Linked DNA regions of Homo sapiens: region 1 is linked to region 2. Evidence: chromatin loops called from intact Hi-C (ENCODE). Cell type or tissue: PC-3. All regions are shown on one strand. Each heading gives the region's core, and the rest is flanking DNA. Links, peaks and the distances in the headings are about the cores only. Region 1 overlaps TMEM167A (transmembrane protein 167A). Region 2 has its middle 26 kb from the start of LINC01338.

Evidence for each region. Peaks named below come from ENCODE experiments on the same cell type or tissue, not always from the same donor. Only the 100,000 strongest peaks of a DNase experiment are listed, where the experiment ranks them.
Region 1: it touches region 2 in a loop (4-fold over the local background); 2 of 110 quality-filtered maps call a loop at or near these places.

The regions. Positions count from the first base shown.
Region 1 is chr5:83,071,078-83,074,002 of GRCh38, forward strand. All of the region lies in intron 1 of TMEM167A (transmembrane protein 167A), which reads right to left. Among named protein-coding and RNA genes, the nearest start is that of TMEM167A, 4.9 kb to the right of the region's middle. In PC-3, for the core only: no CTCF peak of the experiment used is centred there; no DNase peak of the experiment used is centred there.
Region 2 is chr5:82,884,694-82,887,618 of GRCh38, forward strand. No RefSeq gene overlaps it. Among named protein-coding and RNA genes, the nearest start is that of LINC01338, 26 kb to the left of the region's middle. In PC-3, for the core only: a CTCF peak has its summit at 1,511 (motif pointing right); a DNase peak (open chromatin) is centred at 1,188; H3K27ac peaks cover 1,484 bases.

The DNA of each region.
Region 1 (2,925 bases), core at 286-2,785, 190 kb after region 2:
TGGTTATTAAGCATACTTAATCTGCAGAAAGGGGTGACTAAATCTACAGTACTTTTATTAGTCTTGGATCACTTGGGCACTAAACAAATTGTTTAGCAAATTTGTTGATTAAGGGGCTTATTTATACATAACACTGTGTTGAAGCTTCAAATGTTGACTGCCTCCTATATGGGGAATAAATTTTTACTGACATACTAATTCCTCCAGCTTTAAAACAAAAATTAATATAAAAGACAACATTTAAAAACTCCAAATAGTAACAATTTTACTTGTATTAATACTTACTTCTTTTACATGAAACTAGTTTATCCCTTTTTGGGGGTGGAAGGGAACACAGAAATGACACTCCTGACCTAATTGTGATCAAAATTATTCAGCATTAGAAAAGTGGGTCAGCATTTATCATTCAGAAAATCTAGGTCAGGTCAGCATTTTCCAACTAGTCTCTTAAAATGCAAAACATGAAAATGCAAGAATGTTAGCCTGCATATGAATGCACAAACACACATATATATAATTTGCCCAAAAAAAGTGACCAGAATTGGTTGAAAAGATTTCCACTAATACATAAAAATTATCAACATTTTCTTTTGGCATTATTAGCGTATAAATTTAAACTTTGTTGCTTATCACGTGGTAGGGTGATGATATTGCACCAAATAGGCAAGTAACCTCAGTTTAATTTGAGAGCAAGAAATCAGGCTTGATTAATATTTAGATATGAACCCATCACCCATCTCTTCTCAGCAACAGTGGCCACAAAATATTTGGGTTAATGAAGTAATCCAAGTATAAAAATTTGACCTTAGGTGAATCAACATCTCACATCTCCACTTGTCAGTTTCATTTCATTTGTAAAATGTGGGGGCTGGATTAAACAACCATTTGTTCTCACCAGTCATATTTTAAAAATGTACAGAGACATTTTCTACTTAATACTTTCCATTTAACAACTTTCATGGATATGATGAGTAAAACTACAGTACAGAGTAGAAGCGCTTGAACTCTGTTTTCCACTGGCAACACTGATTTTGTAGTTATTTTCATCTCATTATCATGGTACCTACAATTAATTTGCTGTTTGTGCTGCTTTGTTTTGGAGCTATTTTATATAAACCTCAGATCTAAAGATAAGGCAAAAGGGTGTCAAGAGTTAGAGAAGGCATACGCAAAACAATGATAAATGGTAGAGTGAAAAAAAATTAGAATAAATGCTCCATATATGTCTTTGATAAAAAGGTTGGACAAGAGACAGTATTCTGAAGGAAAAGAGCAAAGCCTGCTGTAAAGTCCTCTGACCTTGCAATCAAGAAAAAAACAAAAACTGATAAAATGTCCTATCATATGGTATGAAATCTAACTGCTTATTAGAACCACTTGGAGCTTAAAAAGCCATCATTGCCCAGAAATTTGGATTTAACTGGTCTGGGCACCTACAGTTTCTTAAAATTCCCTGAAAGCTTTTTTTTGAGATGGAGTCTCACTCTGTTGCCCAGACTGGAGTGCAGTGGCATGATCTCGGCTCATTGCAACCTCCACCCCTTGGGTTCAAGCAATTATCCTGCCTCAGCCTCCCGAGCAGCTGGGACTACAGGTGCACGCCACCAAGCCCGGCTAGTTTTTTTTGTATTTTTAGTAGAAATGGGGTTTCACCATGTTGGTCAGGCTAGTCTCGAATGCCTGCCTCAGCCTCCTGGAAGTTTTTCTTTGCAATCAGTATTCAAAAGCTTTGCTAGAGAAGATCAGCACCCACATCAGATTCCTATTAGCCTAATGAAGTGGTTATCAAAGGTGTGGTTCATGGAACCCTTTCATGGGTTCATAAGATCAGAACTATTTTTATAATACTAAGATACTTGCCTTTTAACTGTGATGCCATTTTCATGGATGATGCAAAAGCAATATTAGCAACAGAATTATCTGAACTGCTACCTCCTCACCCACTCCTGACATAAAAAATTTGCTTTTCTTAATATTTTTGTGCAATTAATGGTATTGTTGCATAGTTGAAAGGGCACAGCATTTCGTGACAAATTGGTTCCGTTTAAATCTTAGCTCTGCTATTTATAAGCAGTGTGATGTTGGGCAAGACACTTGGCTCTCCGCATCTGTTTCTTCATATGAAAAATGTGGCCAATAATACGACTTTAATAAAACCTTGTATGTAAAATAAAACACCTGTCAGAGTAGGTGCTTAACGAAAACAGTAAGCCCTCACTTAACGTCATCCACAGGTCCTTGGAAAATGCAACTTTAAGCCAAAAGATATATAACAAAAAAAATTTACCATAGGCGAATTGATATAAACAAGAGTTAAGTTCCGATGGCATATTTCTAGTCACAAAAGCATCACCAAACTTCCAAATCAATATCAAAACCCTTCTAATATTCAACACTGAAGTAAATGTGAGTTATACATCCACTTAAGAAAGATTAATAAAAACAAGTAAGATAGCTGGCTATTTGCTATTTCAGTTCAGTGTTGACGGTGCCGGGAGCCATCCCAGTAGCCTGGAGTATAGGACATCATTCCAGTGCAGAGCACTCAAACTGGGAGAGTGTAGACACCTCAACAAACCCATTGTATATATCTCTGGGATGTAGAAGGGAACTGGAGTACCAAGAGAAAATCCATGCAGACATGGGAAGAACAGACATGAAGACAACGTGCAATTGGGAATGGAGTTTCTTCCTCATACACGTTATTGAGGATCTGCTGTATTTCTTTCCCATCCAATAAATCATCCAAGCTGGAGCTGTGCTTCATCACCCTTCATTAAGTATCTTCAAAACGATTTTCCTAGTTTTCCTTTCCTTTCAACCCAACTGCTCATCAGAGTTGAGACATTCAATCATTGTATACCTGAACTACAGCACTTGTTTTCAAGCTGGTCTCCCAGATTCTAATCTTCCTCCATTTAAATA
Region 2 (2,925 bases), core at 273-2,772:
CTGACTTTTTATTTGTTTTCAAGTAACAGAAAATCAACTTCAACTAATTCAGACAGCCAAAATAGGCAAAGAGATGCATTGGTTAATGAAAATTCAAGATTGAAGAAACAGGAAGGATGCAAATGCATCTAGCCTTAGATCAACAGGACATCTTGGCCTGATTTTTGCAAGATCGCTTTCTCGCTCTCTCTCTCTTTCTCTCTCTCATTCTTCCTCACCTTGACTCACTTTTGCTCTTCTCAGGGGGTTGGTTCATTCTGTTTCACTGAAGACTTACCTTCTTCACGAGGTAAGCTGGAGGTGTGGAATGTGAGCTGACAGCTTCTCAATTTCCCATTGTGTAGTTCTTATGCACTACAGAGGTACTGAGTCTCTTCTTTACCTGAGGGTTGAAATTGCTCAGGAAAGAGCTTTGAATGGCTCAGTCTGAAGAAGGTGTCTATCCCTGAGCTAATAAAAAAAACTAATCAACAGTGCTGCCTTGTAAGAACTTCGTGGCTTTCATAGGAACCACAGGCTGGATTGAGGAGGGGAGAGGAGATTAGGAGAGAGGTTCCAGAGGAAGAGGAGGAGCAAGGGCAGTTGGTATTAACAGAAAGAGGAAACAGTACATGCCCACTAGAGAAACAATACGTGTCCATGTCATACAACTCTCTGAGTACAAAATATTCTTTATCTTTGTTTAAGTAAATGAGCTGATGTATGCTGATTTCTCACTACCCTACATCCACTCCCAAATTTTTTTTTCTCCTTTTAATTTTGTGGGAAAAAAATAGGCTTATTTGTATGTACTTGATAATTCAGACTTTTTTATGTTATAAAATGTTGTCTCATAAAATTCAACTTTTTCCTTCATTTATTTGTTTGTTCATTGGCTATTCCTGGCTCCACAAAAAAGTTTGAAATGATTTAAAGAAAACACATTCAGACCCCTTCCATTATGTTGATGTGCTAAAAGTAAAACAAATCCTTCACATAGCCTGGGCTGAAAATAAACTATGATCTCAAATGCAGACTCAAAGCATCATCCTGAAACCCACCCTGCAGAAGTCTCATAAAACTGCCATTTGAGTCACTTTTTATTTCTTCAGACTTTACTCTAAAGGTTATGTAAGCATGGTGCAGCCCATGGCTCATCTCAATAATGGGTAAAGGAAAACTTCAAAAATCTCCCAGGAATTTCCTTTGGTTATAAATTAATAGAAAGGGTTGAATTGTTGACAGTCAATGGATAAATTTGACAAAGGATTACTCATTAAAAACACAAACAAAAAGAAACCAAAACCACGCTGGTTTTGAGAACTGACCTCACTAGCAATATTTTTTTTCCCTTTTCTTCCCCTTTTTGCCCTTTTTTGGATGGCTCTAAAGCATAAGGTACTGTTGAAAAATTGAACAGAGCAATTATTTTAGCACACCTTTCTTGCTTTACTTTCTCTGGCATTCATCTTTTCAGGAATAGTTGCAGAGTCTGTCCTGATAGGCAGAGAACATTGCCCACTGGAGGGCACTTTGGCATGCCTTATTCATGTAGTCGACCTACACTCATGAGAACCTACTGGGTGCCCGGTAGAGTTCTAGATGCTGAGGTTACAATCTGGAACAATCAGAGCAAGTAACAATCTCCATAACATTCATAATATTCTCTGGCTTTTCTTCTTAATTCTGTTCTTGGACTTTTTTTTTTTTACTTGATCTTATTTGGTTATCACATACAAATTTCCAAATATATAACTTCCAAATAGGTAGCAACGTGTGTCTAATAGAGTCTCATAAATCTGATGGCATGGAAATATGTCTGCATTTCTGGTTGCCACTTCAAATTCAATATTTTCTAAAAAGGAATCATCGCCATGTGCTTTCAGTGTCCTCCTTCATTTGGACACTGTTCTCTACATTTGGTAGTTATGGCTTCTCTATCCCCAGCCTGTCACTCAGACTTAAAATCCCAGGCACCATTCTAATGGCTTCAAACAGGTCTTTTTATCTCCAGTATTTCCTCTCTCTGCTCCAGATTAAATATTTTTGCCAGAGGAAAATTCATGACAAAAAAAATCGCTAAATTAGAGCATATATAGGAAATAATTTTGTAAACTCTGAAGGAATGTCCCATGCTGGCTTTTGTTTGCTTGTTCGTTTAAATGACTATGTTACTATCCAGCTGAGGAATTTTCAAACTCTTGAATCAGATGTTTGAGGCCCTATGAGATCTATTCCTTGTAATTATTTGCTTTCAAATTTTCTATGAATTGGATGACTTTAATTGTTCACTGTATCTTTCACAGCCACAATGAAGACACTTCTTGCTCAGATCATGCTTTTCCTTTGTCCTGGAATTCATATCTCCCAATACACTTCTTCATGCCTCTCTTCTTGCCAGCAACCACTTAACTCTGCCAGAAAGAGAGGCCATGTAGTAGGAGTAATGGAATTCCACAGGGCACAGGATAACTGTGGCTTCATGGGTCAGTTAACATAAACCTTTATTTGAAAATGTCAGTCGTAGGAAGGCTAGAAAGAAGTGTTCTAATTTGGGGAAGGAGGGTGAGGTTTTATGAGACTTTAGTGGTAAGGGGCCAGTCAATGAACACTAGTTTCAGAAATAGAACTAAAGAGATTGTTCTTGCAGTGTGGATAGTTGGACAGTCTGGAGTTTATTGAGAGTGGTGGGGAGGATGTGTTAGGGGCTAAGGTTATTTGCAAGAAGCAGTGGGGAGAAGAAATGCAGAGAAAGAGGACAGGAGGGCTGCAAGGGAAAATTGTCAGGCCTCAAGTCCTTCAGGGTCTCACAGTGCACTCCTATCTCCACTGTGGATTTGCCTTAGGGCACAGAGCTAATAAGATTGCTTCCAAATCTCAGAGACTGACCTCGAAATTTTCAGTAAAGAGAAAAATAAATGAAAGTCTGTGTTGTAAAAATTTTTT